Linked DNA regions of Homo sapiens: regions 1, 2, 4, 5 and 6 are each linked to region 3. A link is a loop called in an ENCODE intact Hi-C map of the cell type or tissue named here. Cell type or tissue: endothelial cell of umbilical vein. All regions are shown on one strand. Region 1 overlaps PRKCH-AS1 (PRKCH antisense RNA 1). Region 2 overlaps PRKCH (protein kinase C eta). Region 3 overlaps PRKCH (protein kinase C eta). Region 4 overlaps HIF1A (hypoxia inducible factor 1 subunit alpha). Region 5 overlaps SYT16 (synaptotagmin 16). Region 6 has its middle 13 kb from the start of LINC00644.

Region 1 (5,000 bases), 160 kb after region 3:
GGGGAAGGCAGTCTCCCAGTAGAAAAAACCTGAAAGTTGTGATCCGCAGCTTCCCGATAAGATCTCAGGAGTTGGGCGAGTGGGCTCAAGCATGTGCATTAGGAGGCAACATGGCAGACTTTAACTGGTATATATGACCTTCTAGGAACTTTTGACTGGTAAGGTAAGAACGCCTCAGGTGAGCATGCATACAACTCCAATAAACACACTGAGCATGCAGCCCCTCCCAGGCACTGGCTGGCCATTGCACATGCAGACCCTTCTTCAGTGTAATCTTTCTGGAACCACCATGAGGATTTAAATTCTCCCTCCCTGTACCCATGTCCACCAGTACACATGTCCCTTACGGCACCTATACACTGTGTTCTCATGGTGTAAATGAAGTTATTCTCCTTTACCCTACATTATGTGATCTTTGAACATAAGATAGTGCTTTTATCTCAGCCCAACCCAAGGGAAGAATCAAGGGAGAAGTGACACCAGACCCCAGAAGCATGCCAACATATAAAACCCCAAGTCAAAAGGTAAAACCATGCACGTGATCTCTCAGGTCGCCCACTTGGCCTTCTTCCAAGTGTACTTCCTTTCATTCTTGCTATAAAGCTTTTTAATAAACTTTCACTCCTCCTCTAAAACTTGCCTTGCACTATCTTTCTGCTTTATGCCCCTTGGTCAAATTCTTTCTTCTGAGGAGGCAAGAATTGAGGTTGCTGCAGACCCAGAGGGATTCACCGCTGGTAACAGTAAAAAGCAGGAAAAAAAGAGTTTTGGTAAAAACAAAAACAAAAACAAAAAAACTACCCTCTTACTCTCAGATATCTACGTACTGAAACAGGGCCACATGACAAAGTTTTATTAAATAGATACTAGTATCCTCAATTAAAATAATGAAAATCTGTTTCACATTTCTAGAGTTAAGGCTAGCACCTCAGATAATTTGTAATTTGTAAATGAATATGTATCTTATTTGTTTTCTCTATCATGTTGTAGATTAGGGATCGTGATGTGGAGCTGCACTTCCTGGTTCCAAATCCTGGCTCTTCCCCTCATCCCTGGGTAAGTTGAGGGATGAGAGCAAGAGAAGGTTGATCCTGACTCAGATCTCTGCATGGGGCATGTCACTGATGACGGCGGCATTCCCTGAGAGAGGGAACACTAAGTTTGAAGTTGGGCATAGTGAGCACTATTTTGGATGAGTTAAGTTTAGAAGTGCCTGAAGACATCCAAGTGGAAGAAGTGGCTGCATGGACTGAAGATACAGACTGGGAAACGTTAACACCATCAAGGAACTGGAGTCCTGGGCACAGGTGAGACTGCTCAGGGGAGTTGTAGAAGGAGAGGACACAAGGCCTCAGGCAGAGCTCTGGAGTGAAGGGGTTGTACAGTAGGAGAGAAGGCTGGAGATTAAGGGGAACAAAGAGATTGTTGGTGTATCAAGGGCTGTGCTATGTAGGGGACAAAGTCTGGGGATGAAATGTCAGTAACATCATCTTCCATTAGCTGATTAAAGATGAGAGTAAAAAAGCTAGCTCCTGGGATTGAAAGCCAATTAATTTTATTCTTTTCTAGAGTTAAGACTAGCACCTCAGATGATTTGTAATTTGTAAATGAATTTGCGTCCTATTTGTAAGCAAATGCTTCTGGTGATAAGGACCTACAAATGACAGAACACACTAGACCAGGGGTCCCCAACCCCCAGGCCACGAACAGTTAACAGTCCTGTGGCCGGTTAGGAACCCAGCCACATAGCAGGAGGTGAGTGGCGGGCAAGCCAGCATTACCCCCTGAACTCCACTTCCCGTCAGATCAGTGGCAGCACTACATTCTCACAGGAGCACAAACCCTATCCTGAACAGCGGATTTAAGGGATCTAGGTCACACATTCCTTATGAGAATCTAATATCTAATTATGTGAGGTAGAACAGTTTCATCCTGAAAGCATCTCCTCCCCTTCCATGAAAAAATGGTTTTCCATGAAACCAGTTCCTAGTGCCAAAAAGGTTGGAGACCACTGCAGCAGACAAATATGAGTTCACCAACATTCTTAGAAAATCAGCAGCATAATGCTCTGAAGTGGAGGTGAAGGAACTGTATTCTCTCATTTGACTCAGGAGCCCCAGGCCCAAGTCTAAGTTTGAGAGGGATTATTCTTGTGTCACACAGAAAGGAATAGTTTCTGTATGCAAGGTAAGTTTCATAAGACTGTGGAATTACATTCTGGATTTCTCCTTAATAAACTGTAACATTGGCAAATTTTATATGAAAAATAAAATGTTTCTACCCTGATTGAAACCATAGCATGAAAATATTAACTAATGCACGTTACTTTCTTCTGCATAGCCTAGCATTTGAATGCCAAGTGCTTTCCATATTTGAGATGCACAGTGCCATCTAATGGTCACAAACCATAAGCCAAAAGAAGAAGAAAGGGAATCAGAACTGAAATAATAATAAAATAGTAAAATCTAATACATTACAAGCTTCAAAATTGCATAGTTAACTGCCCTTGCCTACAAAAATTTTATCTTTGCCTTAGTCATTGTCATGTGAGTTACAATCATGTGAGTTACAAATGATCATATTGCATAGATAACTACAGATCACATGTTAAATTAAAATAATTCATGACAAACCTGAAACCATAACTTATATGCACTTTACAACTTTCTACTTTCACTCTTCAATCACCTGAAACTATAATACATAGGGTTCCTCATGCGTATACACTATTCCCACAGAAACAAAATCATTAGAAATACCTTGGATGAAATAATATGTTTAGGATAGTTTTTTAAAGGGAGGGTAAGATTAGGGGGATAGATAAAAGGATATTATCTTGATGTCTACAAGTTTAGCAGATGGCCAGTCTTCTGCATGGAAAATGACTATTCTAACCATTCTCCCTGCAGCCCTTCAAGACAGAGGAGATTATGGGGCTACTGAACGTATCTTGGACTTTAGAGAAAGAAAGTGAAGCTGAGCTGAGATCCATTGGTTCTATTTTGGAAAGATGCACCCCGTGGCATGACCTTCACAGCTCAGTTCTGGGGTCAAAGGAATTTTCCATTGCTCACACTGCCACCCAACTCTGGGGGCATAAGTGTGGAAGTGGTACAGCACACATGGAGAAGGGATGGGAGGAGCAGGGGTGTGTATCAGCTTAGCCGATCCCCCGAGGAGCTGCCAAGCTTGCTACCCCAAGAACAATGCCTCATAGCTCTGTGACCTCTTCAAGATTAAGGCTCTTTGATCTCAGCCCTTCTGAAGTGGTTTGAACCATATTCTATACAAAATTGGTAACTCCCCCATAAGAATTGCTTTTTAAATATCCTGCTCTATTTGAAAAAGGAATTTTAAAAATAAAGTTTACCCTTTTACTCTCTCCCAGCAAGTGAGATATTCAAAACAACAAAAATTCCTCTAACATGTTATGATGTGGAAACTGGTATTTTACTGATTTGTCTTTTCCACTTGGCTTCAAGTTCTTTGGGGAATGAAGATCATATCAATCCCTAGCCGACCGCTTCAGGCACAACTGCAAATGTTTCTTGAATGAACTTCCAGGCTTACCTGAATTCTAAGGGGGATTTCCACCATAATGGGAAAGCCACAAGAAAACCAGCAAAGGGTTTAAAAAAAAAAGGGTGAAAATATAAGTTATTTATCGGGGGTTATCACTTTATGCAGAGAGCATTCGAAACAATGATTTCCACAAATGGGCAGCAACAGTAACAGCCATACTAAGCCATTGCTTTCTTTACTTCCTCTTGGTCTAGAATATGCTGCAAAGGGAGAAGAAGGAAGACGTGTGGTATGGAATCACCTATGGATAAGGTTGAGAACCATGGGCTAGATGCTATGGAGACCAACGTATCACTTACTAGGCTTTACTTTGTGCCAGGCACTGGATTCGGCATTACCCCATTTAAGCCTCACTACCATCCTTCATGTTACTATTCCACGTTGCCGCTCAGGAGAAACAAAATTTTTTTATTAAATTCAAGTAACCTGAGGTCCCATATTTAGTAAGAGGCAGAGGAGTTAGATGTGTCAATAGCTAAATTACATGGCTGTGTCCTCTAGCTGGCCAGGGACTGACAACATCAGTATCACCTGGTGACTCTCCCAGGGGAGATGTTTTTAAAAATCTTTTCCAGTAATTCTGTGCAACATGGCAATCTGAAACCAGTCTTTCAGACCTGGAAGTTCTTTAGAGACCACAGGACTCTCTTTGATATTTTTTCTTTTGAATTTTTTTAAAATACAGAATCCTTTTTCATGTTCTCTGTTTATAAAACAACTGCATGTCAATTACATTATTTTTTAGAAGATAGGTACAAGAGCCAGGCGTGGTGGCTCATGGCTGTAATCACAACACTTTGGGAGGTCGAGGCAGGTGGATCATTTGAGGCTGGAAGTTCGAGACCAGCCTGGCCAACATGGCAAAACCTGTCTCTACTAAAAATATAAAAAATTAGCCTGGAGTAGTGGTGCATGTCCCAGCTACTCGGGAGGCTGAGGCATGAAAATCGCTTGAACCCGGGAGGTGCAGGTTGCAGTGAGCCAAGATCGCACCACTGCACTCCAGCCTGGGCAACAGAGCAAGACTGTGTCTTGACAGCAACAAAAAAAGAAGATAGGTATAGGAATTAAAAAGAAAGCAAATAATTACTGGTAGCCTGACCACTAAGAGATATATACTGATATTTTTTTTGCGGGGGGTGCATCTCCTTGCAGGCCTTTTTGTATGTTTATGTTCAAACACATTTGTAACAACAATGAATAAAAAACGCATAATATTCAATGACTTTTTATTCGGTCTTCAGTGTATTATTGATATCTTATTATGACAGTAAATAGGTCTGCAACAATATATTCAATTCTCATCTTATATTCCATCAATAAATCTACCATCACAGTTAAAAGATTTTTATTTGTGACTTGAATGAAGGGTTATATTGATCACATGCTTGGGTGACACAAGCCTAATATACTAGATA
Region 2 (5,000 bases), 110 kb after region 3:
GGGAGGTTTAGGAGAAATGGTCATGCATTCAGCTCCTGGAAAATTTAAGGAGGCTTTCAGATACTCACATGACAACCAGCAGAATCTGGTCACCAGGCAGTGCAAGGCAGAGACATGGGAATCACTGGCACACAGAGAGTGAAAACCTAGAGAGCAGATGAAGTCCCAAGGCCAGAGTATATATGAGGAGAGAAAAGCAACACTCCCAGAACTAAACTCCAACAGTAACAGGTGGGCAAAGGAAGAGAAGCCCACCAAGGAGATACAAGACATAGAGGCAGCAAGAGAACAGAAGCATGGACGGTTGCAGAAGCTAAAAACTCTTCTAGAGAAGAGAGTGGATGTGTTGGGTTAAATACAAGAAGAAGCTCCAGAAAGATAAGGACTATAGCGTGTCCACTGGAGTTGACAAATAGGTAAGTCATTAGTAGGTACGAGAAGCACAAAAATGGAAAACGCAGAGAACATTTGACAGCCAAGGAGAAAGAGACAGTAACACATTGGAGGGAGAAACAGACAGTAAATAAATGTGGCTGAAAATTAGAAAGAGAGGGAGGGACAATGACTAACAGAGCAAGGCCTAGGAGGATGCAGGAGCAGATGGGATACCCCTGGAGAAAACCAGATGAAGATAACTGTGACTACACATAAGTTTGCAGGCATCAGGACAGGAAATGGAGGAGCTCATTCTAAGAAGTTTCAAGTTGCTTAGTAAAGTCAGATACAAAGTCATATGTTAAAAGAGTGAGGCGGGTGGAGAGGCCTTAAGAAGAACAGTAACTGCATGGAGTAATCGTTAAATAGCATGGGAGAAACGGGCAGCACCAACCTGCCCAGTATAGCTTGGAAGTTCACGCACAGGTGTGAAGAAGGCAGTCCTGGAGGGTTGCTGACCAAAGATGGCAGATGTGCAGATATGCCATAGAATTGGGAGTACTGACCAGTGTTCCGATGACTTGCCATTCTCTAGAAAGTGAACTCACCACTGGTTGTCCACTGAAGTCTTTATTTTACTCTTGGGAGGGTTCTAGCCATAGTAAGAAAGAACTAAATAAGGCCAGGTGTGGTGGCTCATGCCTATAATCCCAGCACTTTGGGAGGCTGAGGCGGGCAGATCACCTGAAGTCAGGAGTTCGAGACAAGCCTGGCCAACATGGCGAAACCCTGTCTCAACTAAAAATACAAAAATTAGCCAGGCGTGGTGGTAGGTGCCTGTCATCCCACCTACTTGGGAGGCTGAGGCAGGAGAATCGTTTGAACCTGGGAGGCAGAGGTTTCAGTGAGCTGAGATCATGCCACCACACTCCAGCCTGGGTGACAGAAGGAGACTCCATCTCAAAAACAAAACAAAACAAAATTTCCTATAAGAAAGAACTAAACTAAACTCTTTTTCCCCCCAAGATCTCCCAAGACAACACTTAATAAATTATCAAAATAACACTACTGCTGCAGTTCAATCCCTTGACTCTTACTACTTAAGCCAATAAACTGAGACAAAAATCAACTGACACTCAAAATATGCCATTGTCAAAGCCAGAGATAGCCCGGAAAAATATGTCGGTCTGTTGGCTCTCAGATTTCACAGAAATTTGGCATAGGAGAATCCCAGTTCTTAAAATGATACTAGGATTCTAACCGATAGAGTCCAGGGCTAAGCACGAAAGAAATATCAGATCACAAACCATCTGGATTACGAAGGAGCACAAGGATAAAATGGGTACAAGCTCCCCTCCTTGGCAACACAGCACAGGACATCCACTTTGGACAGCAACAATAGAAGTACATGATTCCAATTCCTCCCAACCCCCAAACAACCCACTGCACTCGACCAGGCAGCCTGCAAAACAATGGAAATGTAAGGTCACCCTCCTGTTCCCTGCCACCCCCCTCCACTTCCTCTTTCACCCTGGATGAGTTGTCATCTTTCCATGAAAGAATGCCAAGCGCTCAGTCAGTCTGACAGGCAGTTCCTGCTCTTCCGGTTCTCTGGATGCTTCAAAGGGGTGGCGATGTGTTACCAGAAAGACTACCCTCCTCGGCAGGCTGTTTTCCAGGCTTCCACCCCTGGTGAGTCACTTGCCAGTTTCTACCAAGTATAAGAAGATCTATCATGGAAAGAGACTTCTCTTGAGTCTCACGGGCCTGACGTTGCTGCCTCTCTTGCAAGTGACACTTCTAAATTCAGACTGAACTATACAGGTGTTTTGGTGGAGATCTTCCAGACTGGCTAGAATGTGTAAGTGGCAAAAAATTAAATCACAACGTAGCAATACTAACAAAGTTGGCCCTGAATAGTAACATTCCAAGAAATGAATTCAGAAGCCACCCGTGAAGCAACCAATAAAGTCAGGGCAATACTAATCAAGAAATTTCCATGTTGAATATGAGACTATAAAATCTTCCCTTAAAATTATTTAGTGTATATTTTTAGTAAAAAGGTAAGAAGATAAATTTTGGTCAAATTACTTAAAATATTTATTTGATGATCATCCTTTAAAAAAAAATCCTCCATTTGACCCAAGGGATACACTAAAATATAAGAAAGTGGATCTTTTAAAGTCTCCTACCAAAAGATCACACTATCCCTTCCCTCAAGGAGCTAACAGTTTTTAAAAGGTCATAAACAGCAGAATAGGTACAGCTATCAGATAAGACCAGGAAAAAGGGGATGCTGAAGAAACAGGATTTTTAATAATAAGAAAAAAAAAACAAAGATAACCAACATGTCAAAAAGAAGTGAAAAAGGTGAATGATAATGGTGTTCAGTGCAATGAGAAATAAAGTAGGATTTGCATAGAAAAGCAACAGTTTTAGCAGAAAATAAGACAAGCCCATTTCTGCTGCAGAGTATGGGCAAAAGTAAGACATTAAATGACTTGCTGGAATTGAATCCTCTTCCAAGGGATTCACTGTAAAGGAGGAAAAGATAATAGCTAGGAAAAGGTTTATTTTCTATTTTCTATAAAGCACTTACACATCATCGAAATTATCCATTGAATCCATTTTTCAGTTCTAATCTAAATTTCTCAAGGCAAGAATCATATTCAAATATTTGTTCATCTAATTCATTTATGCAAGTACTCATTTGAATTTCTGTGCCTGGTATATGCCAGACATAATGTCCCAGGTACTGAGGGTACCAAGGAAAATAAATCAGACATAAAACCTGTTCTCAGAGTTTACTGTTTAATAGTCTAATGAGGAAGGCAAAAATGAAGTAATCTTAGTTATTCTGAGATGTACACAATATAACTGTGACTAAATGAGAAGAAAAAGTACAGAAAAGCCTAAAATACTCTGGGGAATACATAAAGGCCTCATTGGCAAAGTGGGATTTAAATGGAGAATTCGTCAGGTGAAGGGAGAGGGAGGAAGAGAGTCCAGGAAATGGAGACAGCTTGTGCACAGGTTCTAAAATTCATCTCTGTATCTCCAGGGCCCTGTACACAGTAGATGCTGAATAAATGCTTATAGAATAAACTTTAAGTTCCTCACGCATTCAGAAAAAAATATTCCCTAAGAAAACAACCCCTAAATATAGGGGGAAAAAAAGGAAAAGAAAAAGAAACAGCTATAGGTACGGAAGTGTTATTTGTAACACACACACACACACACACACACACACACACACAAATAGAAACAGCAATAAGAAGATGGTAAATTATGTAAACCAGTGACTGAAATATTATGCAGCTATTATAAGCAACATGGGAACTGCAATTATACAATTAAGTGGGAAAAGGCAACAAATGAGTATATTAGGATTAGAAATATGGAAAAGTGTGAAAATTAAGAATAATATAGATCATTTTATATTGACTGATAAAATTAAATGGTCAAATGCCAACCATCTCATCTATATTCCATATATGAAATTCCAAGTATCTTCTGTTTGGAAGCAATTGTTCCAGTCAATTTTCAGACAAAGCCCATTAAGACCAACCATTCATTTTGGTCCCCTTAGGAATTGCAATGTTACTTCAAAAACACGTTAAATTATTGTATAGCCTTACATCTTTATAAAGTGATCTCCCATACATTATATTTTGGTTATCATCATTTGCTTCATCCATGTGATTCTTCTTATTATTATTTTTTCAGAGGTAGGGTCTCACTCTGTTGCTCCTGCTGGAGTGTAGCGGTGCAATCATAGCCCACTGTAACCATAAACTCCTGGGCTCAAGCAGTCCTCCTGTCTCAGTGTCCCATGTAGCTAGGACCACAGTCATGTGCCACCATGCCTGGCTAATTTATATTTTTATTTTTTTTGTAGCGATGGGGTCTTGCTATGTTGTCCATGCTGGTCCCAAACTCCTGGCCTCATGTGATCCTCCCACCTCAGCCTCCCAAAGTGCTGGGGTTACAGGTATGAGCCACCATGCCCAGCCTGATTCTCATTATTTAATAGGTCAGTATAATGTGCTACATAAAGCATCCAGGAGGAAGTGGCTCCTGATTTCCCACAGGGTACTCCAAGGGCCTTATTTTTATCCACTGACATTTTAATTACGATCACATATTCCTTTTCGTTTTTCCCAATACTATCACCTACAAAAAATTTTAAGTGTGTATGAAATATAATCACATTACAAAAGTTTGAAAAATTGAGAAAACAAGTCTTAGTTGTCCTAATATAAATAAGTCTCAAACAGCTACAGATTGGTTAAATGTTTCCAGCTACTTTATGTAAATCTTTATATCTCATAAGTATCTTTAATCATTTTTTCTGATTATAAAATTATACATGCTTACTAGTAAAGAATATAACTTGGGAAATGAAAGTCCCCCATAATTCCACCCTACTTCTCCACTCAAGAAAAGTATTGCTAAGTGCTCGATGCTTCATTTTCCAGATTTTTCCCCACTTTGGCTATACAGGTCCACCACGATCTCTTATCTACAATCCCAATATTCAAAAAGTTTCAAAACCCAAACAAATTTTGTAACATTTGTTGTCAAAATCTTACCTGAACTGACATAAGGCAATGTGTAATCTTTAT
Region 3 (5,000 bases):
ACAGAAAGACAAATGCAGCTTAATCTCACTGATATGTGTAATCAAATAAAGCCAAACTCATAGAAACAGAATAGAATAGTGGTTACCAGAGGCTGGAGGATTAGAGAGATGTTGACCAAAAAAATATATATAAACAAAGCACTGAAAATTAAACATCTTTATGAATAACATTTTATTCTTTATATTATTTTTGTAGTCCAGATTATCAGAAAAACAGATCCAGGAGTATACATTTTGTGAGTTTTAGTACAGGTTATCAAATTAGTCACAAACTATTAGGATTTGCAGTGCTATCAGAAACAGATAAGGATGCCCATTTATATACTTGTAAGCAGTGTATATGATTATAAAAAAAAAGGGGAAATAATCTATGGGTTCATAAACCTTTGTAGCAATCTTGATAAATTATCAAATATTTGAAATTTGCTTACTATTTCCTTTTTGCCAAGAACAAAAGGACCTATAAAATACTTACCTTCTCAATGTTTGCTGTCCCCTCCATGTGGGTGTCTGGGCTGGCCATTGGGAAGCCCTGGGACATTTTTCCTTTGGTGTGAGGATGGAGGGGGTCATCACCACAGTTGAACTGACTCACTTTTGAACAGCACTTCGCACTGTACAAAATATTCTGCATTCTCTCATTTGACCCTCACAGCGATCCTGTTTTCATTTTAATGATAAGAACTTTAAGGGTCAAAGGAATTTTAGGACAGACTCAAGCCATTTAGATGGTGGAAAACAAAGCTAAAACACAGTTCAGGTTTTCTGTTCCCAAGGGCAATGCCATTTCCATATTGTCAGGTTGGAGGGGAGCCAAGACAGATAGGAGGTGCTTAAGCCGAGGCTGAATCAACCAACTAAATGCGGAATAAGACAACATATGGAGTCAGAGTCAGCCTGACCTAAACTTGAACTTTGTCTCTGCCACTTACAATCTAAGGGATCCTCGGCTAGTTACTGCCCTGCTCTGGGCTTCAGAGAGACTGATTCCACAGGGCTGCATGAGGAGAGTGCTGTTTTTACAAAGGCCCTCACAATGAAATGCTTTGCAGGTAGAGTGGCTCCAACACCCCCTCTCACTCCTAAATTCTCCAGGGGAGACTGTCACAGTTCAGCATTACACACTGATTAGCATCTTACTTGAGAAGCCAGGGCCTGCAACACTGGGCAGCTAAAAAGTAAGCATCTTTCTGCTGTAACTTCTCATAGCAAGTAACACTTTCTGTTCTTTATAGTTAGTTTTCCAACAGTAAATGGGGATAGTTTTACAACAGTAAATAAGGACTTCCAACAGACGAATGCACAGCGAGCAAATGCTATGTGTACTGTGGAGTCCGATACCTTGCAAACCTCAAAGAAGGCAACAACGACAGCAAAACTAAAATTGTATACCTCTATCTCAGCATTAGAAAATCTCCTTTGCTGCTTTTTTTTCTTTTCTTTTTTGAGAAAAAGTCGTGCTCTGTCACCCAGGTTGGAGTGCAATGGCACGATCTTGGCTCACTGCAACCTCTGCCTCCCGGGTTCCAGCGATCCTCCTGTCTCAGCCTCTGGAGTAGGTGGAATTGCAGGCATGCACCACCACACCAAGCTACTTTTTGTATTTTTAGTAGACGGGGTTTCACCACGTTGGCCAGGCTGGTCTCAAACACTTAGGCTCAAGTGATTGCCCCACCTCGGCCTCCCAAAGTGCTGCCTGCGCCCAGCCTCACTTGCTTCTTTGAAGTGGGTTCCCACTACTTCTTTATCATTTAGCCTAAAGCAGGGGTACATTCCCTTTATCCTTTGCTTTGGAGACATCTACTACAACACACACATCTTAAACCGCAATGGCAGTTCCATGCCTTTGGTTTCTCTGGTGGAGAAATAAAAGTAACTTTGCGGTAATGACTGCCACCTTGTGGTCAAACATAAAACTTCCACTAGGAAAAATAGACTTCAATGCTAGTAAAGGCTTCACCCACTAAACACTGGGAATCTCATGTGGCCGCTAAAATTTTGGTATACTGTAGAATTTATACATTTTCCTGGAACATTTTGATTGCATATGCTATATTGATTGGGTTCCCAATCTGTTCCAGGTTACTTCCTCATTTTACTCTACCATAACATGATCTGTTGATGAGATCTTTGCTTATAATCACCAGAATTTCCTTTTACAGATCAAATTCCCCTGTTAGGTATGAGATACTTCTTTCTTTGCTTCAGCAGTAGTAACTTGGAACCATTGCTGCTGCAAGACCAGGTAAGCTCACTAAATATCAGTTGACTGCTTGACTCAAAGGTTACCACCTGGTGAAGATGATCTAACCTCATGTCATAGGAAACCATGTGATGTTTGGCTCAGGCCCTAGGAAGAAGATCTGAGAGGTCACCTGGCTCTGCGGCTTGACTCATGGTGTTCATGGTGGTGTTCAGGAGGCTGGCGCTTGAAACCCCGGCGGGCAACCAGTATCAGCTACCAGCTATCCCTCTCAAGCCTCAAGCTGTAACTCCACTCCTCTATTCCAAGAAAAGAGCCCAACAAGGGGGTGAGGGCAGGGGAGGGGCTTTACGTTGGCAAAGTGCCCAGCCAAGGAAGTCGTTTCAAGGCTACTCCAGGGAGCAGTGTGGGGCAGGGAGAACTGGAGCTCCAGGGGAACCAAGGACCAATCCAGCAGAGGGAAAGCAGAGGATGGGGGCAGGAGCAGCATGGGCTCCAGGGCCATCAAGAGCCACTGAGGACCAATGAGGAGCAGAGGGGAAGGGAGAGGCGCGCAGGGGAGCCGAGGCCCACGAAGCCATTAGCTGCCTCCCCATTTTTTTTTCTCTTGATAACGCTGGGGTGGCGTGGGAGTCCAAGCCATGTATCTCCTTCAGTGCGTCCTGTCACCAAGCTCCCAGACTTCTCTGCTCCACCCATTCTCCAGGCTGCATGTGGCCCTCCCAACACAGATTTGAATACTAGTGACCCTGAAATGTATGAAAACGCCCAGCTTCACTCACAGTTAGAGGAATGCAAGTTGGAACTTCAAATATACCATTTTTCTAACTCTGAGATGATCCAAATGACAGAGAGCATGCCATGATGGGAAGGCGGGGAAATGCACCTTCTCACTCAAGCTTTGGGAGTGTGAATTTAGAGACGCAGCCCAGCAAATAGGAAGAGCCTGCCTGGACTCTGCCGTCAGACCACCTGGCTTCAAACGCTCTCTGCCACTTAGGAACTAAGCTTCTTTGTACCTAACTTTTCTCCTCTGTGAAATGGGGTGATAATAACAGAACTTATTTCAGAGGGTTACTATAAGGATTAAATAACAGACATAAAGCACTTAGAACAATGTGTGGTACATGGACAATAAAACGTTCACTATCTTTAACCACAATGGGGGAGGGGGCAATTGAACTCAATCAAAATGTGAAATGCATATACCCTTTGACCAAGCAATACTACTACTAATAATGTGTCATACAGAAACACCAGCATAAGCACACAAAGACAAAAGTACAAGGGGACTCACTGCAACAATGACTGAAATAAAAGACTAGGAACACAATACATAGCAACAGAGGAGGAAAAGTTAAATTAATTATGTCATGTTCTAAAATGGAGTACTATGCAGCCATTAAAAATGAGGCAGCTTGGTATATAGAAATACAAAACAATTTCCAATATATACTATTAATATTATGTCTTAAAAAAATAAAGTGGCCAGGTACAGTGGCTCACGCCTGTAATCCCAGAACTTTGAGTGACTGAGGTGGGTGGATTGCTTTAGCCCAGGAGTTTGAGACCAGCCTGGGAAACATGGCAAAACCCCATCTCTACAAAAAAATAACAAAAATTAGCCAGGTGTGGTGGCATGTGCCTGTAAGTCCCAGTTTCTCAGGGGGCTGAGGTGGGAGGATAGCTTTAGCCTGGGAGCTTGAGGCTGCAGTGAGCCATAACCGTCACTGCACTCCAGCCTGGTGACAAAGTGAGACCCTGTCTCAAAAAATAGATTAATTAAATTTTAAAAATACAGAATCATGGGCAAAGTATACTATTATTTGTGTTTTTAAAAGATAAACATGTATGCATATATGTGCTGTATATATATGCTTTTATGTACAGAAAATTCTCTCAAAGGCTATAAATAAAACGAGCAATACTTGTTTCTTTCGGAGAAAGGATATGAATATTTGGAGGATACTTATATTACCTATCGCAAGAAATTAGATTTTCATAATTAAAACATACAACCTGATACGTCATTCCTCTGCTTCCACTTCTTCCATGACTTTCCATTGCTCTCAGGACTAAACCCAAACCCCTTAACACAGCCTACAAGGCTCTTCATGGCCTGGCCCTGGCCCACCTCGGCTGCCTCAGTTCTCAAGGCCCCTGTTCAACCTCGATATGCTGTGTGTGCTGAGCCTCCTTCACACCTGATGCTCTGTCTCACCAGCAGACCCATAGTGTGCTGTTGACCCTGTATGACATATTCACCTTCATTCTCTGCCTAACTAATTCTAATTCACTCGTTTGGTCCCAGCATGGCTTTACCTTCCCTAGAGGTGTATTGCCAGCCTCCCTGACCAGTCAGATGCCCCTATCCCGCTCTCGTGGAATCCCCTACTTCCTTGATGGTGGCACAGGCCAGGAACATGCCCAGAATTCACTCTCCCAGAATGCCTTTTGACAGCAAGATTCTGACACATCTGTGGCAGACCCTCCCTCTTGGTGCCTTCTCCAGGGCCATTTTCCCTCTTCATTGATACCAAAAGCCCAATTTTGAGCCTGATTCTAAATAAAAGCAGAATGCCCTGCTCCAGGGGCTGAATCAAGGTTGGTGTGAACCAATCATGGTCTGCCAGCTTATCTTGGCCTGATATTTGCTCTTCCAGCCTCCCTTGCTAAGGGCATGATATGGTTTGGCTGTGTGTCCCCACCCAGATCTCATGTTGAATTGGAATCTCTAATGTTGGGGAAGGGCCTGGTGGGAGGTGATTGGATCATGAGGCAGATTTCCCCCCTTGAT
Region 4 (5,000 bases), 270 kb before region 3:
GCCTTTTTCAAGAAAATGGTGCCACAATAACTTCCTTAAATTCTGACTATGGTTTCCAGAGAACCAAAGATGCTTTAAAAAGCTATATGTAGCATATTTAAATATAAATTGATACCACATTGTAAGTCTTTTGGCAATTTAAATTAAATACTGATTTGGGAGAAAGTACTAAATAAATGCTAATGATGGTATTATTTTGAGGATTGGGGTGTCCTGACTGCAGACTTGGATTTACTCTTGAGTTCAAGGCTGATCAGTCACACAAACTCAGTGATATTCAGGTATCCTCAAGCACAGTGGGAAGTCATGCATAGGTACAGATTAAACAGGTGAGATAGTCCAAAGTTTAACTTATCTTGGGGATCTTAACATTCATTTGAGTAAAATTCAGAATCAAATCTTATGTCAAAGGTACTTGTTTTGGGTGACTATAGTAAAAAATAATTTAATTGTACATTTTAAAGAAACTAAAAGAGGCCGGGTGCCAAGGCAGGTGGATAACCTGAGGTCAGGAGTTCGAGACCAGCCTGGCCAACATGGCAAAACCCTGTCTATACTAAAAATACAAAAATTAGCCAGGCATGGTGGTACATGCTTATAATCCCAGCTACTTGGGAGGATGAGGCAGGAGAATCTCTTGAACCCGGTAGGCGGGGGTTGCAGTGAGCTGAGATTGCTCCACTGCACTCCAGCCTGGGCGAGAGTGAGATCCTGTCTCAAAAGAAAAAAATAAAATAAAATAAAATAAAAATAACCAAAAGAGTATAACTGGATTGTTTGTCACACAAGATAATGCTTGAGGTGATAGGTACTCCATTTATCCTTATGCACTGCATGCCTATATCAAAATATTTCATGAACCCATAAATATAAATACCTAACTATGCACTTATAAGCATTTTTTAAAATGGTACTTATTACCAAAGGTGATGTTCACCACCTTCACATTCATTGATTGTACAAATACTTTCTGAGTGCCTTTTACATACCAACCACTGTTCTGAGTATTTATGTGAATTCTGAAAATTATGCTATTCAATACTCTATAATATTTGGATTTTCAAAAGTCTTTGTATTTAAAATGCCAGGAAGTTTTTTCTATGATTAAATGATTCTATTTTTACTGATATTTGTTGCAACACATACAAAACACAAAATGGTCAAGATCTCTACTGAATAGGCCTGTTAACACATTTAGTCTAGAACTTTTAACCAGAGAATTAGATGGGTAGCCAAACTGTACAGAGGTTGCAACAGTTAAGTAATTAGAATATCTCTGAGTTCTTCCATTGTACTTACTATCATGATGAGTTTTGGTCAGATGATCAGAGTCCAAAGCATGATAATATTCATAAATTGAGCGGCCTAAAAGTTCTTCTGGCTCATATCCCATCAATTCGGTAATTCTGTTAGTAAAAAATACAAGATTTAAGAAAAAAAAGGGAGACACTGATAAAGAAAAATTTTTCTCCTCCCAAGTTAACTGATAGGCATTAATCTTATGGACAAGTGAATTTTCAAAAATGAGCATCCTCCTTTGCTTAGAATAAATTTACACCTCACCTTTGGCAACTACAGTTATTAAATCCAACACCACACATTTCTTTAAGTCCTCTAGATTCCTCCTGTTATTTAACTCTTTAATCCTGTTCACCCAAACTTGTTACCTGGTCTTTTTTTTTGAGACAAGAGTTTCCCTCGTGTTGCTCAGGCTGGAGAGCACAATGAGGTGTGATCTTGGCTCACCGCAACCTCCACCTCCTAGGTTCAAGCGATTCCCCTGCCTCAGCCTCCCAAGTAGCTGGGATTACAGGCATGTGCCACCATGCCCAGCTAATTTTGTATTTTTAGTAGGGATGGGGTTTCTCCATGTTGGTCAGGCTCGTCTTGAACTCCTGAACTCAGGTAATTCACCCGCCTTGGCCTCCCAAAGTACTGGGATTACAGGCATGAGCCAACGTGCCCAGCCTACTTGTTACCTATTCTTATTACATCTCATTATACATACTTTTGGTAACAAGGCAGGGTATTAATAAACAGATAAGAAATACTACTAAACTACATGGTAAAAGTTATAAAGGTAGTCACTTACACTTATTTTAAAATATAGATAAAATCTGTAACATTTCTTCATAAAGCCAAATTCTTTATGTAGTAACTTTTAAGCCCCTAGGCAACACCTCACTTTGAGAGATCAATAGCCATTACACAATTCTAATATCATCAACCAAAGAGCATCTACACTAAATGGGAACTAAAGGAATTATGTTGGTTTTTGAAGATGCTCTTGTACTTAGTTTAGTTTTTGGCATTACATGAAATTATGGGAGTAATTTCAGATAAAACAATATTTCAAATGAAAATAGATTGGAAAACAATCCAATTACCCTATCTAGCTCGCTGGCAGAGAGTAGACCTTTATTTAAGACAGAGACTAGATCTTATTCTCTGTAAGCAGTATGAAATGGCAACCATGACATGAGGAAGAGAAAGCTGTCTTCTTAGTACCATGCTGAACAGAAATACTCTCTTCTCAAGTCTTTCTAGGAGCAAAACATGAGTTAAGCTTTTAGATTCTCAGCCTTTAGATTTCAGAGGACTTTCCTACCGAGGTGCAAGCAAACCTTATATAACATGCTGTGTGTCAAAAAAAAAACCCTACCTAACTACAGGAAGGACATAGGCAAGATATTCTATAAAGGTATAAAAGTAACATTGCTTGTGTTCTCACACTTAAAGGCAAGATCTTCCATAGTTTATTACAAAATAAATATACAAAGGAAAAGCTGATTTGCCAAAAACCAAACCAAACTCAACTCAAACCCTCAATTCTTTACAAAGGGACATCTCTAAACACAGCAACACCAGGTGGCAGCATTATAAAGGAAAACATGTTTTTAAACAAAATCAGTCATATTTCTTGAAATTATGCTTTAAAAATAATTCTAATTGGTCTTATATTTTTCTGTTTAAATAAAATCCCCATGGAATTAAAAACTTTTTCACTATTCAAATCTTAATATGCCTATGTGTGCCCGGCATTATTCTAGGCATGAAAATGCAAAGACAAAACTCAATACGTGGCTAATCTTCCAGTAGATGTACTGTACTACTTAGGAAATAATGTGATAAATGCAGTGATGAGAATCTATTCCATGGAATCCTATCCATGCAAAGGAATGGTAGAATGAGGAACAGCCTCTTATAGGAGACTTATGACTAGAGACAAAGGAAAGGCAAAACCGCTTTCAGGAAAAAGGTATGGTATAAACAAAAGATTTTTAAAAATGCTTAACATGGTGCAGGTAACAAAGATTCTATAATATGATTAGTGGAGACAGATATGAGATGATGCTGAAGAAGTAGGTAGGGGGATCAGATTAATGAAGGTATTGTTTATATTGTCATAGGAAGCTCTGATTTAATCTAATGTCAATCAGTGCTTCTCAATCTGAGGTATGTCTATCACTAAAAGATACCAAGAAGTCAAAAATATAAACTGTATATGCTTTCCTAGAAGGTCAGTTTTACACATATTAGAGCAAGAAAAGTGAGGTTAATTTAACTTTAGAGAATTACATAGGTTATATTCTATACCAAAAGGGTCGGGGTGTCCAGAAAATATGACCAAAAAGTGTTTTTAATGGACTAGGAAACCCATGATCTAAAGCAGTATACTACTCATTTATTTTGAGGCAGGAACTGTTCATCTTCATTTCTACTTTAGTGCCATGAACATAGTAGATGCTCAAATAAAGTGTTGAATAATTTTAAATGATTATTACTCAGTATAGTAAATAGCAGCTATTTGTGGAATATTTTGGAGTTGAGGAGCTTGATATGTTAGATTTTCTTAAAATTGAGCAAAATTTTTTCCATAGCTTGGTTCTCAGGGGTTATAGATGCAAGAAGTTCCTGGAAAGAGCTCTAAACCAGAAAATAACAGTCTGCTGGTCAAACTCAAAACTGTCTTGGTTGATATATGAGCTGGCTGTCTTTACTGTTACCTCCTGTCATGATCATTTTGCTAATTTTCTGCTATAACTAGAGGGGAATGTCACTCCCTTTCTCATTTTTGCTCCACTACCTTCCTTTCTCCCTGGCCTCCTCTCTACTTTGTTACCTTAAGTTTTCAAAAAAATAAAAAATAATTCCTCAAAATAGGATGGAAATCTCTGTCCCATCATACATTTACATGCTAGTAGTAAACACCTTAAAATAATTCTTAGCTTTTCTATATTCATTTTCTTAAAGTTGACACCAGTAGTGAAGCATTCACTATCTGTACTAGGCACTCAATGGACTCCTTTAATCCTGACAACATCCTTCTGAGGTCTTTTTTTTGTTTTGTTTTTGTTTTTTGAGATGGAGTCTCACTCCGTCTCCCAGGCCGGAGTGCAGTGGTGCAAGCTTGGTTCACTGCAACCTCCGCCTCCTGGATTCAAGCAATTCTCCTACCTCAGCCTCCCAAGTAGCTGGGATTACGGACATGTGCCCCCATACCCAGCTAATTTTTGTATTTTTAGTAGAGATGGGGTTTTACCATGTTGGCCAGGCTGGTTTCAAACTCCTGACCTCAGGTGATCCACCCACCTCGGCCTCCCACAGTGCTAGGATTATAGGCATGAGCCACCCCACCCAGCCATGATTCTTATTTTATAGATAAGGAATGTGAATTTTACAACAGTTAAGTACCAAGGCCAAGGCCACATTGTAAGTATCAGAGCTGCAAGCCATGAGTGAATCTAACATCTGATTCCAAAGACAGAGTTAGGGCCAGAGCATAAATATCTTTGTTTGCCATGCTAAGTTTAGATTGTATTGTGTAGGTCTATTTTTTTTCAGTCTTCTAAAATACACATCTTCTTTTGATAAATGAAAAATTTACTTCCCTCATCTAGTATTTTTATAAACAAAATATTTTTGTGTGCAAAGATGGAGGGAAGCATTTGAGGCATTTTCAACAACAGAATGACATGATCTGATTTTCACATTAGGAC
Region 5 (5,000 bases), 430 kb before region 3:
CCATAGTTTGTTGACCTCTGTCTTAGATCATCTCAATTTAATAGGATAAATCTCAGTTCTAACAAGCAACTAATTCTGGTCCCAAGTAATACATAAAAGGAAACTTTATTAACCATTTCTTTTTGAGTTTTTGATATGGGAGGAGGGGGCTAGAGTTTACATATTTCTTTATAAATAATGCAAAATTATAAGATGAGCATCTAAAGTGCATAAAGCAAAATATTTTCAAGCACAACATATATAAGTGAAAACACTATTATATATTCATTTTTTAAAGTGTGACAAGGTCCCTATTTGGCATATTTTACTGGCCTATGTTGAATGGGCATGTATTCAGTCCAAAAACCTCTATTTCTTTCTGTAGTCTATAACCCAGAATTTTCATTAACTCATTCTGGCCTTACCACCACCACCCATTTTCAGTCTGAATGGGTAACTGGCCATACCCAAGGATTTTGTTCCAGAGCAACTGTTAAGGCACAACTTCATGGTTGACAATATACTTGAGCCTTCAACTAGTCCTCTCTGTGCTATGACTTTAGAAGCATTTCTCAAGGACACTCTATCCTCTTCCCAAAACCCTTTCCACTATGAGTAGGTATGTGGAAATGAAGTAGGCAATTATGTGATAAAACCTCACTTCAGTGTGGGGACTCCAGGACAAAGGGGTTTGTACATTACTTCCCAGGTATAGCCCAGGGGACCTGTACACCTTGCAGGAAGACCTCTAGTCCAGCTTGGTCCCCACAGCAGTGTGTGAGTGACGTATGGGGGTTCTTGCCCATATAAGCAAGAATAAGCCTTAGCTGAGCCTCACAAAGCACAGGGCCAGAGAAGATCTGGAAAATTCTGACCGGTTTCTACCCATCCCATCCCCCACGCCCACCAAGTTCCAAAAAAAAAAAAATGGCTCCAAAGCGACCAGTTGAGATCTCAGAGAGGTGTAAGGGCAAAGACCAAAGAACAAACTACAGTAATGACAAGGTAGCCCAGCGCAAACAGAGGGCAATCATGAACCACACTGTCCCCACGCGCACTGCCAGGCTGGAGATAAAACCCTAAGAGGTTAGCTCATCCTCTGAGGAGAAGTGATCATAGAAAAAAATTCCTAAATAACTAATATTTACCTAAAAATGCAGAATAAATGTACCTTAAATTGACAAGATTAATTTTTTTTTACAATTCAGGGTAATAAAGACTCAAAAATCCAATTAATTCAGAATAGTAGGAGTAACAGTGGTAGTAATGCAAGAGTAACAGTAGCAGTAGTAGTAACAATATAGTAGAAATACATAGTAACAGCAGCAGCATCAGTGGTGTGGTAGTAGTAATACAATAGTAGCTAGTGGTGGGGGTAGCAGTAATAGTAAAATACAGCTAATATTCACTGAGTACTTTCTATTTGCCAGGCCCTGTTTTAAGCATTTTACATAAAAGTACTCATTTAATCCTCACAACAACCCTTTGAGACAAGTATTTATATTCATTTTGCAGATGAGAAAACTCAGACACAAAAAGGAACAGCTTGAACAAGAAAAAGATTCAATGAATATTTGCTGAGCTGAAAAGTGGACACATTTATGAAATCAAACATAAGCAGGAAGTGGTACCCACACAAAATCAGCAAGGTGTGGGCATCCCAAAGTCACTGGCAAAGTTTCTTGGTGCTCTAGATTTGGAAGCCAGAGGGATTCAGCATTAGAGGAAGAACTTTGATTTTTTTAAAAAAAATTTAACTAAACAAAAGAGATAAGGATGGGAAACCATCAGAGGTTAAGTTGTTATCAACCTACCTGTGCGATCTAATCATTACCTCCATTCCTTCACATTAGTTCACAATGGATTCCTTTATTCTTCCTCTGATATAATGCCATTAACGATACCAACTTCCAAAAATGAGGTTTCTAGAGCCCCCGTTGTTTCTGCCGTTCTGCACTGCAAGCAGTGGGCAGAGCTGAGGAGTGAGGCAGCTGGCAGGGAGCAAATGTCATTGGGCCCAGATGGGCCAATGCTTTGAGACAGTGTTGGAGCCCACAGCTACTCCTGGTCCAGAAACTGCCCCCCAACAAGCCATGACCCCATCTCTTTGGTAATTTGATATCCTGTCATTTGATTGCATTTTTTCCATGCAAAAGTCCTTAGTGGTAAATATTTATTTTATAATTAAAGCGATTTTAAGTTTTAAAAACATGATGGTTTCCTACTTAGCCACAGGGAAGATTTGTCATCCCAATTAGGAAATGAAGTGATTCTTGAGTGTGCACAGAATCCAGCCTCCCTCTCTGAGAAGACCACACTGGGCCCTAGATAATCACGCCACCTAGCGGCACACTTGTTCTTCTGAGAACCTCCCTCAATCTGAAATGAGGGTGCCCAGCCATCAGTTAAATTATTCCATCTCACAGCCTATGAATTTCAATAAATATACCATCTGTTCACCTTCTGTGTGGGAGTTCAATCATCTTCTTGGCAGCAGGATTATTCTACAGCAATTACCTATGTCTTTATCACCTCTCATTGAGCTGCAGCAGCCATCTCTGTAAAACCAAAAAGTTTTAAACCACAGTTGCTGCAGATAGGACGGTCTTATGTCTAGAACACAAAAAAGATGTCTACACTTGATTTGGGGGGCAGGGGGTGGGTACGGAGAGAGAACCGAGAACCTAATGAACAGGCTTTTTTTTTTTTTTTTAATTTCGAGACAGAGTTTCGTTCTTGTTGCCCAGGCCGGAGTGCAATGGCGCAATCTCTGCTCACTGCAACCTCAGCCTCCCGGGCTCAAGCGATTCTCCTTCCATGGCCTCCTGAGTAGCTGGGATTACAGGCACCTGCCACAATGCCCGGCTAATTTTTTGTATTTTTAGTAGAGATGGGGTTTTACCATGTTGGTCAGGCTGGTCTCGAACTCCTGACCTCAGGTAATCTGCCCGCCTTGGCCTCCCAAAGTGCTGGGATTACAGGCATGAGCCACCATGCCAGCCAGGCCTTTTTTTCCTGAGCTGTGGGGTAGAACTGAGGAGCCTTCTCCTTAGACTGCCAGGTTTTGATGTGTTGAGGTAACAAGATTTGCAAAAGAAAAAGGCCACCGCTGAGAGAGGAGCCACAGGCTCTCAGATGCGGAATCAGAAGATGCAGAATCGGGGGACATGGGACCTACCTCCAGCTCTGCCACCATGTGCACAATCAAGTTGCCTGAGCCTCAGTTTCCTCTTCTGTAAAATGGGGAGGTTGGAATGGTGACCACTGAACTTCCCTTTGGCTCTGAAATCATAAGATTCTAGTGGATGGAAAATGGGAGCCTACAGTGCAGCCCACGCCCAGATGTACCACTGATTTGCTGAGCTTCACTGAGTTGCTAAGTAAAATTACAGCTAAAAAAAGAAAACGTCACAAGCACCCAAGTGATTTGAATGCTTTTTAAATCTGGATTATTATTAATGATTCTTTTTGCACAGTATATGAGAGGAGGAAACAAAGGCTTGATGAGGTTAATTTGCTCCAGGTCACCCCCTAGAAAATGGGGAAGCTGAAACTTAACTTATGCCATTTGGTTCCAAAGTCTAAGCTCTTATACAGTGCCATATTGGAAGGCTTCACATAAAAGCAGAATTTCAGGACAATATCTAAAATCAAAGAAGGAATGAAAGGCATTTCAGAGGAAAGCATAAACGTACAAGTCATAAATACCCAGCGTTAACTTTATATTGGTTTAGTACCAGCTGCTTGTCATCCAATTATGTATCCAAACAGCCTGGCTATGGCCATAACAATGCTGTGTGCTCCCCAAACCACATTCACTTTCTTTCTGGGCACATAAGAACACGAAGTTTCCCAGTATCTCTTCTGGTAAGATCAAGAACAGGAACTGGGTTCCAGTTAATGGGAAGTGTGCAGGAATTCTCTACACCACATGAGTGTCGCTATAACGGCCTGTTTTATACTCTTTTCCTCCTATTGATGCCCTGGAAGTGAAGGACTCCAGTACAGCAGGACCACACCTGAGTCACCACACTGAGGAAGGCTTGTGGAAGGCGGCCCCACCTGCACTGGACCGTGGCAAAGGGAAGGAAAAAAAAAAACCGTTTATTCTGTATTTTACTGAGATGTGGGGGTTGTTTGTTACAGCCACTACCAACCAAGCCTGGCCAATGGGAACAGTAATGGTGCCTTAGTTTTCTTGCCGGCCCGGTATCTAATCCCCTTTCTTCTGAATGCAGTCCTCAATTCCCCTTCTCCAGCACTCTGATGTACCTGAACTTCAGTCCACATGGTTCAGAAAGGGATGTCACCACCCCCCATCGGTTCTAAAGCCTCTTGGTCCCCACATCAGCCAAATGAGAGTCAATCCTGAGACTTTTTACTGGAACTATTGTGAAAGGGAAACTCTTTTTCCACTGGGAAGGCCAAGCTGGGGATACAAGTCTGGAGCAGCAGGCAGGTCACCACGGAGGAGAGTCAGCCCTGGAACAAAATTAGCAAAGGGAGCAACAGAGCCATGAGAGGGCTGGGGTGAGGAAGAATAAATGGGGGAAGGAGAAAGAATGGAAGGCAGAGCATGAGAGAAAATGGAGGCCAAGGGTGGCCAGGGGAGCAGTGGGGACAAAGCGAGGGCAAAGAGAGAAAGGAGCATGAGGTGTGAAGGAGAGGAGGCAGACGGGGCGAGAGTAGCAGCTAGAGGTGGAGGGAGAGAGAAATCAAGGGGATGGAAAGAGAGATTAGCAAGCAATGGAGAGAGGGGCCAGGGTGGTGTGAGGAAGGTAGAGTCAGAGAGACGGAGGGTCAGGGGAAAGATGCGAGGAAGAAGCGAGAGAGAAGGGAGGAAGAGGAGAGGTTTATGGTGGGAGGATGCAGGGCGAAGGAGAAGGGGCAGAGATGCAGAAAGGGGAGTAAGTGGAGAGAAAAGGAGAAAAGGAAGGGAAGGAGGGAGGCAGGGAAGTGAGATCTTCCTTTGAATGCTTCAGTCCAGCCAAACCCAGTCAGCCTCGCCCCTGGATGAGTCA
Region 6 (5,000 bases), 670 kb before region 3:
TATCTGTAAAATTGCAAAACATAGGGACTTATCTAAACTTCACCACCAAAGGCATTCTGAAACAATTTGTCAAATAGTGAATGATCAACTATTATACAAAAATCAGTGCAAAGTTTCATCCAGGCAGCCTTAAATGTACTCTTAGCTAGATGAAGAAATAACATCATGTGGAATTTGTTGTTCTCATTAATTTTTGCAGATAAGGTTTCTAAAAAGTATCAACTCATTAAAAACAAATTTTACCTGCCTACCCTTTTCCTGAGCTTCACAGCCTATAAAAAAAAACAAATAAAATGTAAACGGCTAACTAAAGGCCCACCACAAATTTTAACCAACCTGTAGAACTTATAGATAAGCCCATCTGCAAGGCTATTTCGTTAAAATTCACTTTTAAAGAGAAAAGTCTAAGCCCTCCCCGCAAAATAGTACAATGGATCAGTTTGGAGTAATCTGGTTGTTACATTCAGCAGTTTAGTTGCAGTGTCTTTGCCCCATCTCGAATTGCTACTAATGGTAAAAGGAGAATGGTGTCAATTATTTGGCACAATGCTTGACAAGTCAAAGCACTTCAGAAAGAACCAGCCCTTCCTCATATCATTTACAGAAAATTAAATGTGTTCCACCCTTCATCCTCAGGGACATGGCATTATCAATTTAATCTGTTACTTTCATTACTTTCCAGTAAGAGTGGCAGAATTTGGAAATCAAGGCATAAAAGAAAATTTTTCATCTGTGTAATTGTTTAACGTAGGCCCCTTCCTACACATCTTATGTTTAAAAAAAATCTTTGCTTCTAAAGCACTAATTGACCGCTTTATCATATGTGAACATATTTTCTATTCAATTTGATGATTCTAAGGACTGCTGAGTAATAACCATTGCTCTCTCCAATCAGTTCAGCATGCATCTCATCTTTGATATCAAGTGCACTGGTAATGAGTGCCTTATATTAACATCTTCACTATAAACAGTTCAAGCATTTAGAAACAAAGTATCAATGGACTTAACAGTTACTTTAATTCATTTTATAAATAAGCAACTGAGAATTTTGCTCCAAGTGGCTGCTAGTGTAGCCCATTTCATAAATGGCATTCTCCGAAGCATAAGGCACAATATGATACGAATGCAGCTCTTCATAATAGAGAGACTGAGAACAGCATTCCTGTACCATAAACTTCAGCCGTTTTCTTGTATCAGAATATGCAGTCTTATAACAGGGAGCTTCTTTAAAGTATTCATAGCTCTCTTTCTCCGTCTCTAGATGTATCTTCCTCAGCAAATTGTTAATTAACACAGACCTTCTTAAGTAGGTTTCTGGGTCTTCAAGAAACCTGAGCTTCTCCAGAGAAAGTTTGAGAATGCAAGTTCTGTCCTCAGGTAATATCAGGTGCTGGAAAGCAAACATGATCATTAAATCTATATTTAGAAAAACAAAAACTACAGCTTTTTATGTTGACAACATTCATGAAAATGAACAAATAATAATAAGTAAACCCTTACTTTTGGAAAATACCCATGGTAATCTTGATGTAAATCTTCTTCTTCTGCATATTTTCTCTTAAAGTAGGCTACTTTCGACGTTGTTAATGTATATGTTAATACTTTTGTTGGATAAGCTAAACAAATAAAATAATTGGGGAAAGGTTAGATTTTATTGTGGCAAATAGTATCTTATAATATAACTTTTATCTATAAAAATAAACTGGTGATCCTGGAAATTGGTATTCTCCCTTCAACGTGGTGAAGCAGTGACAACTGCCCTGGATTGAAAAGCCTGCAGGCAGGAAAATACCACCATTCAGACCCAAAACAGATGTTCTAGATAGGATACTCATGTTTATTTCCTTATGCAGCCCCTCAGAAGTCAAATACCAATATACTATTTTATTTCATGCCATTTAATGTCAAAACACACCCAAATTTGAAATGGAATGTAATGGGAGGAGAAAAGAAATTTTTCATCATTCTTTTAGTTAAACTGCCTAATACAGAGAGATCATTTAGTGTCACTAGGTTAATCAAACTGGCATAAAATAGTTGGCAGCCCAATTACACTTTAAAGAAATAATGGTGTATCTGTAGACAAAACACTCTATGATATGATTATGGTGTAGCCATCGTCCTAACACATGGTTTAATGGTGTTCTAAGTAAATGAAAGATTTAGGTAACGTTCTGACTTGCAAACTTGACCTTGTCATAATACTGAAAGTGAAGACCTTTGTTTTCTCCTTTAAAATACGATTGCTACTGAGGTTCTTACTTGCTTAAGGAAGGACGGAGTTCCAAAAGCCAATTTTCAGTTATCGTTTAGTTTAACGATAGTGCTTAAGGGAGTTCTCAGAGTGTACTCTAGGTGGCACTCATATCACAAAAAGGAGGCAAGATCTACTTTGAAAGCTAAAGACAAGCAGCTTCTAGAGAAAGCACTGAATGAATTTAGAAAACAAATTGAGTCCAGTTCAATTCTCATTCAACCTCGGGGGACCAGGCCAGAAAGAAACTTCATATTTAAACATAATTTATTTTACCCTTAATACACATCCTCAAATATTTCTATGTGTTGAAACCATTTAGTTCACAAAAGAATGAATAATGTATGTGTTAGTTAAATAAATCTACAGCAAGACATTTGATGGTTTTCCTCTAAAATCTTAAATTTTTCTAAGCTTAAATATTTTAAATGTGTTCAAGAATTTGCTTTTTCTAGTTTGTCCTCCAACTCAGTGCATCTAAGCTACAAAAGCTTCCCGCAACTTTTTGTAGCTAAATGATTTTCCTCAGTCAGTAAGAAAAGCTACAAAATCATTCCCAAGCATTCCAGTTTTCCACTGACATCACTGTGGATTATTAACCCAAGAAAGCCTTAAGTTATAGTTGTTATGTTTTGTTAAGGGAATGAAGAATTTTAAAACAGTGGTGTATCTGATCTTAAAAGAAATGAATATGTCATGATAATTCACAAGTGAACTGAAGCAAAGACAATAGTTGCTACTACTATACCTACACAGTCCCTGAATTCAGTAAGCAAACTCAGCTTATATAGAGTTTTCAATGATTTCAAAAGTTTAGGAAAGAAGAACAAAGCTGATTGTAGAGAGAACAAAGAAAGCATCACTGAAACCAGGTTTCTCAGGGGCTGTTTTTTAGTAAACTGCATTTTCTTTGGTATATTTTTTAAGGATTTAATCAAATAATTAGGTGAAGCTTTGGGTTATCCCGTGTGACAATTACTTGTACTTTTTTTTTAAACTGTTTCACTAATTGATGTAATGGTAGTTTTCAAATGTTAGTGAGCATCAGAATTATCTGGAGGGTATGTTAAATCAAATTGCTGGGTCCCACCCCCAGAGTTTCTAATCCAGTAGATCTGGGCTAGCAGCAGTGAATTTGCATTTCTAACAAATTTCCAGGTGATGCTGATGCTGCCAGTCTGGGGATTGCATTTTGAGAGCCTCTAGGTTGCAGCATTCAGCAGGTGTAGTAGTAGCACTATGGCAACAAGTTAAGAGCAGAACATTCAGTCAATCAGCTGATTGCCATATCAATAGAATGCCAGGCAATTGGTTTGATTGATTGTTGTTGTTGTTGCTATTGCTTCCCTACACTGGCTTAGATGCTTTAGCCTCATGAACAAAGCCAGACTGCATTTTAACTAAATAGTGAAGAATGAAGTCACTTTTCCTGGGTTCACATTGAGAAGCATCAATGGCTATTATTAGCATGATAGCTGGGCAGGTCTCTAATTTTTTTAACAAGCTCTAATGAATTACTATAGTGTAGGTGACAGTGAGAAAAGGCTAGAAAATGAGATGAGTAACTTCATCATGAGCAAACATGACTTTCTTATATGTATCTTTTTAAAATGTCTGCTCATTTTATCTTCCAATGTAATGCAATATCTACAGCATTTATGACCAATTAAGAATCTTTTAATGAGTAATACAAGGGAAGGCAGGTGGCAGATTAGAGAACCAAATGACAAATAAACTTATAGTTCTGGATCCCAAGTGTACCTCCAGGAAAGATATTTTTATTTGACAGATCAAGACCAAAAAAATCATATCAAATGATTCCAAGGTTCATAAAGACTGTCTGGCTATCATCAACCAATTAGCCTAATATACTGAATGTATCAGATCCTGAAAATACAGAGAAAATTCCCAGGAGTTCTAGATTTGAGTCTCAGCTCCTCCGTGGGCAACACACTTAGCCATTTAGTTTATTGCTCTTAAAAAATACCCACATGGGTTGTTAAAATGCTGAAAAGCCTTCACAGCTGGTATCAGTTTGACAATTATCTCCCTGAAAGCTGTTTAGCTATTTAAAATGTTTTCAGTATCAATTTTGGAGGATGGTTCTAGCCACTTTTAGGTTAAAATATATAGCAAACATAAGTTCCTACATCTGTTTGCTTGGCTGGATTAGAACTCAAAACATTCGGAGCTGATAACTATGTATCCATCACCTGATTCAGCCTCCTCAGTGTCCAGATGAGAAAACTACAGCCCAGACGAGTTCAATAATTTACATTCTGGCACGTGGCTATGAGTTTGGGTTTTGAAGTCAGATGGAAGTGGTCTGAATTCCAGCTCTGCTGCTTCTTATTTGAGTGACTTTGAGCAAATTACATAAACTCTCTAGAAATCTCATTTGTAAAGTAAGGATAGAAATAACACTGGCTCATAAGATCATTGAAATAATTCATGGAAAGTGACTGGCACTGTGCCTAGCATATAGTAAACACTCAATCAAATTGTAGACCTTATTTGTGCCATTAGTCACAAATCTACCACATAGAAGCAGAGCCCAGCCTGGCCTCCTAGCTCTGACTCAAAGACTCCACCACCCTGCCTCCCAAAGATACTAGATTGTAATTAGACAGTTAAAAAAAACTGCAAGAAGATATTGCAAATGATCAAGTTGAAAAAACGTAGTACAGATTCTATAACAACTCCAAATATTTCTGGTGTATTGCCACTGGTCATGCATTTTGGGTGA

What was found. Hi-C counts contacts between places; a loop is a spot of excess contacts. Peaks named below come from ENCODE experiments on the same cell type or tissue, not always from the same donor. Only the 100,000 strongest peaks of a DNase experiment are listed, where the experiment ranks them.
Region 1: it touches region 3 in a loop (5-fold over the local background); 65 of 110 quality-filtered maps call a loop at or near these places.
Region 2: it touches region 3 in a loop (5-fold over the local background); 4 of 110 quality-filtered maps call a loop at or near these places.
Region 4: a loop joins it to region 3, with 7 times the contacts of the local background. A loop is called at or near these places in 96 of 110 quality-filtered maps.
Region 5: a loop joins it to region 3, with 6 times the contacts of the local background. A loop is called at or near these places in 2 of 110 quality-filtered maps.
Region 6: it touches region 3 in a loop (25-fold over the local background); 63 of 110 quality-filtered maps call a loop at or near these places.

Annotation. Positions count from the first base shown.
Region 1 is chr14:61,294,507-61,299,506 of GRCh38, reverse strand. It overlaps PRKCH-AS1 (PRKCH antisense RNA 1), which reads left to right. Exons shown (of 5, transcript NR_186042.1): 4 at 991-1,307; 5 at 3,777-4,807. It also overlaps a transcript of PRKCH not described here. Among named protein-coding and RNA genes, the nearest start is that of TMEM30B, 16 kb to the right of the region's middle. In endothelial cell of umbilical vein, a CTCF peak has its summit at 2,402 (motif pointing left); a DNase peak (open chromatin) is centred at 2,356; H3K27ac peaks cover 268 bases.
Region 2 is chr14:61,353,037-61,358,036 of GRCh38, reverse strand. All of the region lies in intron 1 of PRKCH (protein kinase C eta), which reads right to left. Among named protein-coding and RNA genes, the nearest start is that of PRKCH-AS1, 33 kb to the right of the region's middle. RefSeq lists enhancers at 1,852-2,146, 1,427-2,626. In endothelial cell of umbilical vein, no CTCF peak of the experiment used is centred here; a DNase peak (open chromatin) is centred at 1,926; H3K27ac peaks cover 2,590 bases.
Region 3 is chr14:61,458,836-61,463,835 of GRCh38, reverse strand. The region is part of intron 9 of PRKCH (protein kinase C eta); the gene reads right to left. Among named protein-coding and RNA genes, the nearest start is that of PRKCH-AS2, 84 kb to the left of the region's middle. RefSeq lists a silencer at 2,191-2,485. In endothelial cell of umbilical vein, a CTCF peak has its summit at 1,885 (motif pointing left); DNase peaks (open chromatin) are centred at 785, 1,895 and 2,475; H3K27ac peaks cover 1,068 bases.
Region 4 is chr14:61,728,824-61,733,823 of GRCh38, reverse strand. It overlaps HIF1A (hypoxia inducible factor 1 subunit alpha), which reads right to left. Exons shown (of 15, transcript NM_001530.4): 7 at 1,300-1,406. The region is part of intron 1 of HIF1A-AS3 (HIF1A antisense RNA 3); the gene reads left to right. Among named protein-coding and RNA genes, the nearest start is that of HIF1A-AS2, 18 kb to the left of the region's middle. In endothelial cell of umbilical vein, a CTCF peak has its summit at 2,868 (motif pointing right); a DNase peak (open chromatin) is centred at 2,873.
Region 5 is chr14:61,891,984-61,896,983 of GRCh38, reverse strand. All of the region lies in intron 1 of SYT16 (synaptotagmin 16), which reads right to left. Among named protein-coding and RNA genes, the nearest start is that of SYT16, 82 kb to the right of the region's middle. In endothelial cell of umbilical vein, a CTCF peak has its summit at 2,334 (motif pointing left); a DNase peak (open chromatin) is centred at 2,313.
Region 6 is chr14:62,124,413-62,129,412 of GRCh38, reverse strand. It overlaps the pseudogene SERTAD4BP. Among named protein-coding and RNA genes, the nearest start is that of LINC00644, 13 kb to the left of the region's middle. In endothelial cell of umbilical vein, a CTCF peak has its summit at 2,312 (motif pointing right); a DNase peak (open chromatin) is centred at 2,372; H3K27me3 peaks cover 2,328 bases.